Linked DNA regions of Homo sapiens: region 1 is linked to region 2. A link is a contact called in ENCODE Hi-C or POLR2A ChIA-PET data. All regions are on one chromosome and are shown on one strand. The core of a region is the stretch at or near the end of the contact, and the rest is flanking DNA. Distances in the headings are between cores, read along the strand shown.

Evidence for each region. Hi-C counts contacts between places; a loop is a spot of excess contacts on that map. ChIA-PET counts read pairs that join two places held with the same protein, here RNA polymerase II (POLR2A). Pooled maps may share reads with other maps.
Region 1: a loop to region 2 is called in a map of endothelial cell of umbilical vein, with 5 times the contacts of the local background. The contact joins two enhancer-like sites. A Hi-C loop is called at or near these places in 3 of 168 maps with a recorded cell type or tissue (CD4-positive, alpha-beta memory T cell, endothelial cell of umbilical vein and naive thymus-derived CD4-positive, alpha-beta T cell), 1 of 37 single-sample maps with no recorded cell type and 2 of 50 pooled maps. POLR2A ChIA-PET finds 5 or more read pairs at or near these places in 2 of 52 experiments (A673 and PC-9).

Annotation. Positions count from the first base shown.
Region 1 is chr12:98,398,364-98,403,373 of GRCh38, forward strand. No RefSeq gene overlaps it. Among named protein-coding and RNA genes, the nearest start is that of TRD-GTC1-1, 100 kb to the right of the region's middle. RefSeq lists enhancers at 489-1,688, 1,141-1,190, 1,401-1,450 and a silencer at 3,186-3,245. Within about 2 kb of position 1,353, at least 5 of the 41 ENCODE cell types and tissues checked have a DNase peak (open chromatin) inside an H3K27ac peak, as active enhancers do; they include A673 and endothelial cell of umbilical vein, where a contact is called at or near this core.
Region 2 is chr12:98,437,415-98,442,267 of GRCh38, forward strand. No RefSeq gene overlaps it. Among named protein-coding and RNA genes, the nearest start is that of TRD-GTC1-1, 64 kb to the right of the region's middle. Within about 2 kb of position 2,762, at least 9 of the 41 ENCODE cell types and tissues checked have a DNase peak (open chromatin) inside an H3K27ac peak, as active enhancers do; they include A673 and endothelial cell of umbilical vein, where a contact is called at or near this core.

The DNA of each region.
Region 1 (5,010 bases), core at 103-2,602, 40 kb before region 2:
ACCAGGTCTACAGTATAAAGCCAGTTTCTAATACTTTACAAATAAATACTGAATAAACAAATACAGGCCAGGAGCGGTGGCTCATGCCTATAATCCCAGCACTTTGGGAGGCCAAGGCAGGCGGATCACCTGAGGTCAGAAGTTTGAGACCAGCCTGGGCAACATGGTGAAACCCCATCTCTACTAAAAATACAAAAATTAGTCGGGCATGGTGGTGCACGCCTGTAATCCCAGCTGCTCGAGAGGCTGAGGCAGGAGAATCGCTTGAACCCGGGAGGCAGAGTTTGCAGTGAGCCGAGATCACGCCACTGCACTCCAGCCTGAACGACACAGTGAGACTCCATCTCAAAAAGTAAATACAGAAATAAACAAACATGTGCAAACAAAATATGAACTCAAACCTTAATAAACAGGCCGAAATGAAAGGAACAACTCCTCAACTGCCACCATCAGTCTTGGGAGCCCCTTCCTTGGTGTCCAGCTGCACCTAGAACCCTCAACTCCCATTCCAGCTATTTCTGCCTTGTGTCGTGGCGGCAGGTTTAAAGACCTCTCCCCACTTTGGGTTGTGAACTCCTACATTTTCTTAGCACCATGCCCATCATATAACAGACAAGAAATGGGAGGGAGGAAGGGAGGAAGGGAGGAAGGGAGGCAGGCATCCTTACTGTAGCACTGATATATAATTTCAACAGAAACCATTTCTGTCTGTTTTGACACAGGCCTGTGGTCCCCTAAACAGAGCTTCTGCCATTTTCGTGAGGCTTTCTGGCTGTAGGGGTGATCACAGTTACAAGCTGCCCAAGTTCTTATTTGGCTTCAAAGAGATCCCCATTTTTCTTTTGCTTTTTGTTTAATTTGGTCTACTTTCTTCCTGTTTTCAGGTAGCTTCCAAACATGCTGCATGGTGTAGAGTAAATCTATAATGAGGTGGAAAAATAACACCCAAAGTTCTTGACAATTTACAAACATCTCATTTGGGATTGCTGTGAGACAGGGGCACCGCTTCACAGATGTGGAAACTGAGACCAGAGAAATTAGAGGGCTTGCCCTAAGTCACAAAGTCCACAGCAGCACAGGGACAAAACTGAGGTCTCCTCACTAGCGGAGGACACCTTCATACCTAGCAAACTTCTTGCAGGTTCAGTACAGCAGGGCCCCATCACTAGTTTTACTCGTAGACAAAGGGTTTCAGCAGAGATGTTGTTCTAAGTCCTAATCTGGGACCTATTTTGAGGCATTTCTTCTTTGTCTTTTCACAAAGTCCACCCCGCAGAAGCCAAAGGCTTGCCTTCAAAGCTGTGAGTGGCCTCCTGCCGAGGGCTCAGCTGTGGGCGTTGTCTGCTGCTCACACCGGGCCTCTCTCTGCTGAGTCATCCTTCCTTCCTTCCCACGTCCCCCCACGGCATCTACACTCAGAGCACTTCAAAGCCATTTGGGGCTTCTCAGATCTTTATGCCTTCGTGGTCCTCTAGAAAACTATTTACCAGAGATAAACTCCCGGGGAGAAATTTTGTTAAATCAGATATGAATCACAAGTAAGGATGGTTTTAAAGGAAATAAAGGCATTCTAGGGAGAAAAGAAGGGCAGGGGAGTCTTTGTTGGGAAGAGTATTTAAATTAAGATTTTCATTTACAGCACCGATGAGTCTGAAATGAAAGCAATCACCACCATGAGAACAAGCTATAGCTGCATATTAATATTTTTAAATTCCTCTTTTCTTAAAAGATTCATTACACACACACATACACACACACACACATTGTGCGTGCACGTGCGCACACAAACACACACCCTCTGCACCTACATGTCTGCCATGGAAACTCTACTCTTATTTTAGGTGAGTTGAACTCCTCTGTGAAGCTCTCCCTGTTGGCTAAAGTACCCCCTCTCCTGCCCACGTTCCTACCCCTTGCACACCCTGCTTAATCCTTGCCTATATTTTGGTTGCCTCACTAGCCTATAAGCTTCCTGAGGTCAAAAATGCTGTGAAAGAATAATCATCCCCCTTCAGCGTTCAGAGAACAATCAAGATGATTCTGGACAATTACTAAGCCAGTCACAGGCTCACAGCTCTGCCTGAACACTGCACTGGGCCTGATTTATTGGGTTGAAAACCAAATCTCTTATAAATACATCATCTTCTCAGACACATGCTTGCAGCTATTGTCTAGGGAGGGAGAATACCCATCCATGTACCCTTGGAGGACGTTACAAAGACAGGATAAAAGAGTCTTCTTTTAATGAGAGGGGTTCATCTGTCACTGGCTGAGCCTAAAGGATTTAATTTTTAACTCTTATAAAGTTCTTATCCCCTGTTACCCCAGAGTGTCAGTTTTTAGATTATGAATTTACAAGCTCCTTGAGGGCAGGGAGAGACTCTTCTTTAAACACCTAACAGTGTAGCTGGGCATAGTCACTCATGCCTGTAGTCCCAGCTACTTGGAAGGCTGAGGCAGGAGAATCGCTTGAACCCAGGAGGCAGAGGCTGCAATGAGCCAAGATCGCACCACTGCACTCCAGCCTGGGCGACAGAGCAAGAACCTGTCTCAAAAAAATAAATAAATAAACTAACAGCAGTTCTTACTCTGTTTCAAGACATAGGGTCTGCTGAGGTTTTAGAGAGCCCCATAAGTCACTCCCTGTCTTCCCCTTCTGAATTCCAAATCAAGTAATAAGTAAGGTACAGGAGTCCTGGTGATAAAATTATAATAGCTATTATTAATAACATTATGTTCTAGGAACCATGAGTACTTAGATATGTTAAGTCATTTAATAGTGTTACCCAAGCTTTACAGGATAGGAAACTGAGGCACATGAAGTTGAATCATTTGCCCAAGGTCGTACACCTAGAAGGTGGCAGAACTGGGATTTGTACCCAGTAGTGGCCCACACTTATAACCACCATGCAATGCTGCCTCTCAAACACCCACCATGCCAATGGAGCTAGGGGGAGAGCAAACCTTGGTTCTATAGTCAAAGGGGCTTCCTAAAGCATCCCTTGTAAATTGAAATTTACTCCTCCAAAACGTCAGGCCTCCCCTCGCAAGGGCAGAGCCTTCCCCTTATTGGAGAGCAGATGACAATATGCCCTCTCAGGCAGAACTGGCCGCACAATTTTCAAGGACCAGTGCCAAATGAAGACGTGGGGCCCCTTGTCCAAAAGTTGTTAATAATTTCAAAAGGGCAACAGCAGGGCATTAAACCAAGCATGAGGCCCTTCTGAACACAGTGCCCTGTGCAGCCACACAGATCACACACCCATGCAGCTGGAGAGGAGCCAAGCAGGCACTTAGAAGCAAGACCCCTTGACCCAAGCACTCTCACTTCCTTCCCTAACCAGAGAAATGGCCCCCCGGGAGGAGTGAGCCAGGTGGCCGAGGGAATGTTCCCATGCTGTATGCTTCTGGGGAGTAAAATAAAAATTCCTTCTCCTCAACAGTAAATAAAGAATGGGGAAGAAAAAAAGAAAACAGAAAAAAAAAAAAGAATGGGGAAGAAACGATCCACCATACAGGGACCTATTTTGAGAAGATGGTGAAAATTGTACATATGCACACTACATTTTGCACACAATTTCATGGGTTTCACAAATCCCTTGAGTATATCTCTGCAAATCCTTCTATGCTTAAATGCCTTAAGCATAGAGGGGATGAGATGGCAATACACATACATACACATATATGTATTATATATACACAAATATATATATGCATATGCACATGTAATACACACACAAACACACACACACACACACATATATATATATACACACACACACACAAGAGATCCCTCAAGGTCCCTTCTGGCTCTCGGATTCTTTGGCTCTGACCATCACAACTTAATCACCAGCTGATCTTCCTGAAACTTTAATCCCAGCAGAGTTCTATCTAGCTCAGAATGAGTCAGCTCATTTGCTTCAACAGGTAAAGGTCAAACTGCATCCATTATTTGTGCACAGGCATTTCCAGTCTCTGTCACCCATGGCTGTCAATCCAAAGGCTGGATTTACACTCAGTGTGGTCTGGGTTCTCATTAACCTTGAATCGCCTCCTCCTCCACAGAGCTGTGACATTTAAAATCTTATCAGAGTACTCTAAAACAACCATCAGACTGAGCCTTCGGGGGATAAAATAAATGATCCATAAGCCCAGGATGAGAAAGAAATAAAAACAGACCTTAAAGAAGTAAGGTCTCCATCAAACGCATCACTCACAACACATCATTTTGTGTTGGTCTCTGTTTGTGGTCTACCTGGAATTGAATGATATTCATCTAATTTAGCCCTTCAGATGTAATTTTAGTTCTGAATGCCACCTTGAAAACAGTGACTAACCAAAATTTCCAAGAAGGGGGATTGTCATTTTTAATGGGTTTCAAAAAAAAATGTTATACAAGTTTCAAAGACTGAGGTCTTATTTTTTTAATGATGATTCATGTAGGCCATCTCAAAAATGGATTGATTTCCCAATATTTTTATACCACATCAAATATATCTCTGTGCCCAGCCAGGCTGATGGGCAATGTGCATCATTTATACACATTTCACTGGTTGAAAATTTATGGATAACCTATTACACGTCAGATGATGTGACAGGAACTAGGAATGGAAAGATAAATACAAACTGGGTTCTGTCTTACAGGGCTGCCCCGTGCAGTGAAGGGGACAGCCATAGGGGATGAAATGCAGTGATAGCAGCGTGTACACAGTACATGCTCTCAAAGCCTAGAAGAGGCACTGATAGAATTTGGGAAGGGACATTTTGATGGGGAGAATGTTCTAGGCCGAGGAAAGAGGATGAGCAGAAACACAGTGGTATAGATGTGAATGCCAGTTCAGGGAACCTTAAATGCACTCTGGTATCGTGTTGGACAGATGGGTCTTGATTCCACCATTTTGTAACCTCATGACCTTGAGTTGATCAAGTCAAGTCGATCACTTGACTTTTCTGACCCTCAGTTTCCTTGTCTGTAAACTGGAGTCATTACCACTAGTCACTGAATTGCTA
Region 2 (4,853 bases), core at 1,512-4,011:
AACATTCGTTAGGAAAATTGAGGAACCTCAAAATTTGAATAAGGTCTATAGATTGGTTAATAATATTGTATCAGCCAGGCGCAGTGGCTCATGCCTGTAATCCTAGCACTTTGGGAGGCTGAGGCAGGTGGATCACCTGAGGTCAGGAGTTCGAGACCAGCCAGGCCAACATGGTGAAACCCTGTCTCTACTAAGACTACAAAAATTAGCTGGGAGTGGTGGTAAGAGCGTGTAATCCCAGCTACTAGGGAGGCTGAGGCAGGAGAATTGCTTGAACCCGGGAGGCAGAGGTTGCAGTGAGCTGAGATCAAGCTACTGTACTCCAGCCTGGGCGACAGACGACAGACTCTGTCTCGAAGAGACTGTCTCAAAAAAAAAAAAAGTATCAATGTTACTTACTTTCCTAGTTTTAGTAGTTATATTATGGTTATATAAGAAGTGAACATTAGGAGAAGCTGAAGGAAGAATATATGGGACTCACTGTACTATTTTTGCAACTTTTCTGTAATCATAAAATTATTACAAAATAAAAACTTTTTAAACACTATCTCTGCTATTTATTAGCATCATTGTATTGCACAAGTTGGTTAACTTCTCTGACATACAATTTCCTTATTTTTGTAGAATAAAGATAAAATTCCTGTATTGCAGAATTGTTAGAATTAAATGAAAGAATATTGCAATGCACTTTGTCAGAGTGCCTGCACATAGTGACTGTTCAATAAAGGTGATTATTACTTTAAAAAAATTAAATAACAATATCAAAAACTTTAAAAACAAGTCTATAATACCAAAGTTCTAGACAATAGTGTGTTGCCCACCTATTCCTCAGGACTAGCCTCTCTGGAATTTACCTAAAATTATTGTTTACTTATTAAGTTTATCAAATGAGCTAAGCTCATTAGTGTACAAACAGAAAACAGTTTCATGTTTCTCTGATAACCCCTTCAGAATATGATACATCACAGCATCCTTCCCCAGCTCTGGGCAATATCTTGGGCTTATCTCATAGATTTTGAAATTACTTTCAAGAATGAAAACTCATTAAACATTTCTATTAAAAACTTCAGGCCAGGCACCGTGGCTCATATGTGTATTCCCAGTGCTTTGGCAGGCCAGGGTAGGGGGATTGCTTAAGGCCAGGAGTCCAACACCAGCCTGGGCAACATAGCAAGACCCCATCACTACAAAAAACTTAAAATTAGCTTGGTATGGTGGTGCATTCTTGCAGTCCTAGCCACTCAGGAGGCTGAGGCAGAAGGATCTCTTGAGCCTAGGAGTTTGAGGTTATAGTGAGCTATGATCAGACCACTGCACTCCAGCCTGGGCAATTGAATGAGACCCTGTCCCTGAAAATAAAAGGAAAGAAAAAAAAATACTTCAATCGTGTACTCAGTGCAGTCTCAGCCTGGTGTGGTGACCTACAGCATGGGAAGGAGGAACTGTCTGCTCTTCTTCCAACTCTTTCACATGGCTCCCTCTTGCTCTGCTGTGTCTGGGCTCTCCAGGGTCCAGTCAGGGAGCAGGGGGATTAAGGGAAGAAGGGCAAATATATCTTTGTGGCAGATGCTCTTGTAATACAGTATACCATGGCCTTGCAGTAGGAGGAGCCCAGATGCTGGCTCTCTCCAATGGGAAGCATTTGTGGGGCTTTTGAAGGCTCTCTGTGGGGACCATCTGGCTGAAAAACTCCCTTCAAAGTCAGTGCACTCTCCCACTTCTCCCAGAAGTTTCTTTTTTTTTTTGAGACAGAGTCTCCTTCTGTTGCCCAGGCTGGAGTACAGTGGTGCAATCTCAGCTCACTGCAACCTCCTCCTCCCAGGTTCAAGAGATTCTCCTGCCTCAGCCTCCCGAGTAGCTGGGATTACAGACATGCGCCATCACACCCAGCTAACTTTTGTATTTTTAGTAGAGATAGGGTTTTGTCATGTTGGCCAGGCTGGTTTCAAACTCCTGACCTCAAGTGACCACCCACCTTGGCCTCCCAAAGTGCTGGGATTACAGGCATGAGCCACCATGCCCAGCCTTCTCCCAGAAGTTTCTTGCAAATTTCTCAGCTCCTGCTCAGAAGTACAGCATATAACAGCTCATTGCTGGAGTCCCTTCACCCCATAGGCAGCACTTCTGATTCAAGGCCAGCTGTTTTCCATTGTAGTGCCTCGGAAACGCATGCCCTCACCACTACAAATTCTGGCTGTGTAAACAGGTTCCACTATGACCCTCTCATTTAGGATTCCCTGGTGGTTTCAACCAACACCCACCCCCCCAAATTCCAGACTCACCAGGCAGGAAGCAAACCCTAGTTTCCATTCATTTATGTCCCTAAATGCCGGAAGACACAAACCCACTCCTTCATAATCTCTCCTCCTCCACTCTACTCCAATCCCAGGACACCACAGGAGCCCTGAACTCTCTCAAGAGTTTCCCCAGAGGAAGAGAACAGGAAATGCCATGACACTATCCCTACCCCAAGGCCACTTTCTAATCCCCTTCCTCCTTTTCAGCTGGAGGATATGACTGAGGTTGATAATCACCATACTAGTTTTGCTGTCGCTTCATAATTTCTGCATGGATATGTCTGTGCTAATATCCTATTCAGAAATCTGGGGATAATTATCACCTCTTGCTCTCAACTTTGGGGATTCAGATAAAATTTCAAGACACCATGAAAAGTCCCATTTGATATTCTGTTACACTTAAAACACACCATGACGCTTTCCATATGAGCTCTCCGCCCTCGTCAGGGCTGTCTGCAGATGACACAATGGGAAACAGAGAAGCTGTGACTATTGGCAGAGTACTGCGTCTGGGCTGCTGAGATAAGACTTTTGGAAAGATTCAAACCACAGGCTTTTGCAATAGTTACACAATCACTTCCACCCCACCCTCAAGCTGAATGTCTTCCAGAAAGCAGAACATTCTTTAGGAGGTGATTATATAACTAAAACAGAAAAGGTTGTAACTGATGTGTGGGAATATCATTTAAGGGTTTGAAAATATATCAAATCAGAATGAAACACTTAATTAGGACAGGATAGCTTTTTATAGTTAAAGGTGATGCTGTAGAGAGGGGATTTAAATCATTCTGAATTACCCAAGGACTACCTTATGGAAACTACAGGGAAGCCAGTTTGGGACTCAAAAATATGCATTCATTCATTCACTCATTCATTCACTGAGTTCCTGCAAGGCTTCAGGCTCTGAGTTGGGGCTGATGTTGACGCAATGGTTAAGATTTGTTCCCTGCCCTCAAAAGAACTCAAAGAAAATCTCCATAACAGAATAAGGTGCCACCAGAGAAGAAATCATTATTCGAAAAAGATACTTGCACACGCATGTTTATAGCAGTACAATTTACAACTGCAAAATCGTGGAACCACCCCAAATGCCCATCAATTGATGAGTGGATAAAGAAACTGTGGTATATATATATATATATATATATATATATATATATATATATATATATATATATATATATGATGGAATACTATGCAGCCATAAAAAGGAATGAATTAACAGCATTTGCAGTCACCTGGATGAGACTGGAGACTAATACTTTAAGTGAAGTAACTCGGGAATGGAAAACCAAACATCGTAAGTTCTCACCGATATGTGGGAGCTAAGCTATGAGGATGCAAAGGCATAAGAACGATACAATGGACTTTGACGACTTGTGGGAAGACAGAGAGGGGTGAGGGATAAAAGACTACCACTATGGTGCAGTGTATACTGCTTGGGTGATGGGTGCACCAAAATCACACAAATCACCCCAAAGAATTTACTCATGGCCGGGCGTGGTGGCTCACGCCTGTAACCCCAGCACTTTGGGAGGCCAAGGTAGGCAGATCACCTGGGGTCAGGAGTTTGAGACCAGCCTGGCCAACATGGTGAAACTCCGTCTCTACTAAAAATACAAAAATTAGCCAGGTGTGGTGGCGGATACCTGTAATCCCAGCTACTCAGGAGGCTGAGGCAGAAGAATCACTTGAACCCAGGAGGCAGAGGTTGCGGTGAGCCGAGACCGCACCATTGCACTCTGGCCTGGGCAACAAGAGTGAAATTCCATCTCAAAAAAAATTTAAAAAGAGAACTTAGTCACATAAGCAAATACCACCTGTATTCCAATAACTTATGGAAAATTTTTGAAAATTAAAAAAGAAAAAGAAAAAAATTTTTTTAATCATTAAAAAAACTCATTTACATATTTTTTTAAAAAATAAGTACTGAGATCCCCTAAGGATCTGCCATATATGTATCCTGGAAGACCAATGAAGAGGGAGGATTCAAGTTCAAAGAGCAGGAGAAGAGAAGCAGTGAAACAACTGATCTTTAGGGTGCCTTCTATCCTTGCAAACCTGAGGCTCTGTTTGTGCTCTGGAACGCTCAGACATAAGCCATGATGTCCTGCTGGCTATGTGCTGAAGGAGCTGACTTGGTCCGTTGGATGTTTGCTGCACAGGAGGTTTTTGCAGAGTAGGACTGGCTAGGTTAAAAAAAAAAAAAGAAAGAAAGGAAAAAAAATAGCTCTCAACTTCTAGCTCCTCCTACCTAGCTAATCCCAGAGCATCTAGCAAGTGAGACAAGAGGTAGAGAGTGGGGCTGGGCATGATGGCTCATGCCTGTAATCCCAGCACTTTGAGAGGCTGAGGCGGGTGGATCACCTGAGGTCGGAGTTCACAACCAGCCTGGCCAACATGGTGAAACCCTGTCTCTACTAAAAATACAAAAAAAATGAGCCAGGCATGGTGGTGGGTGCCTGTAATCCCAGCTACTAGGGAGACGAGGCAGGAGAATTGCTTGAACCCGGGAGGCAGAGGTTGCAGTGAGCCAAGATCGCGCCATTGCACTCC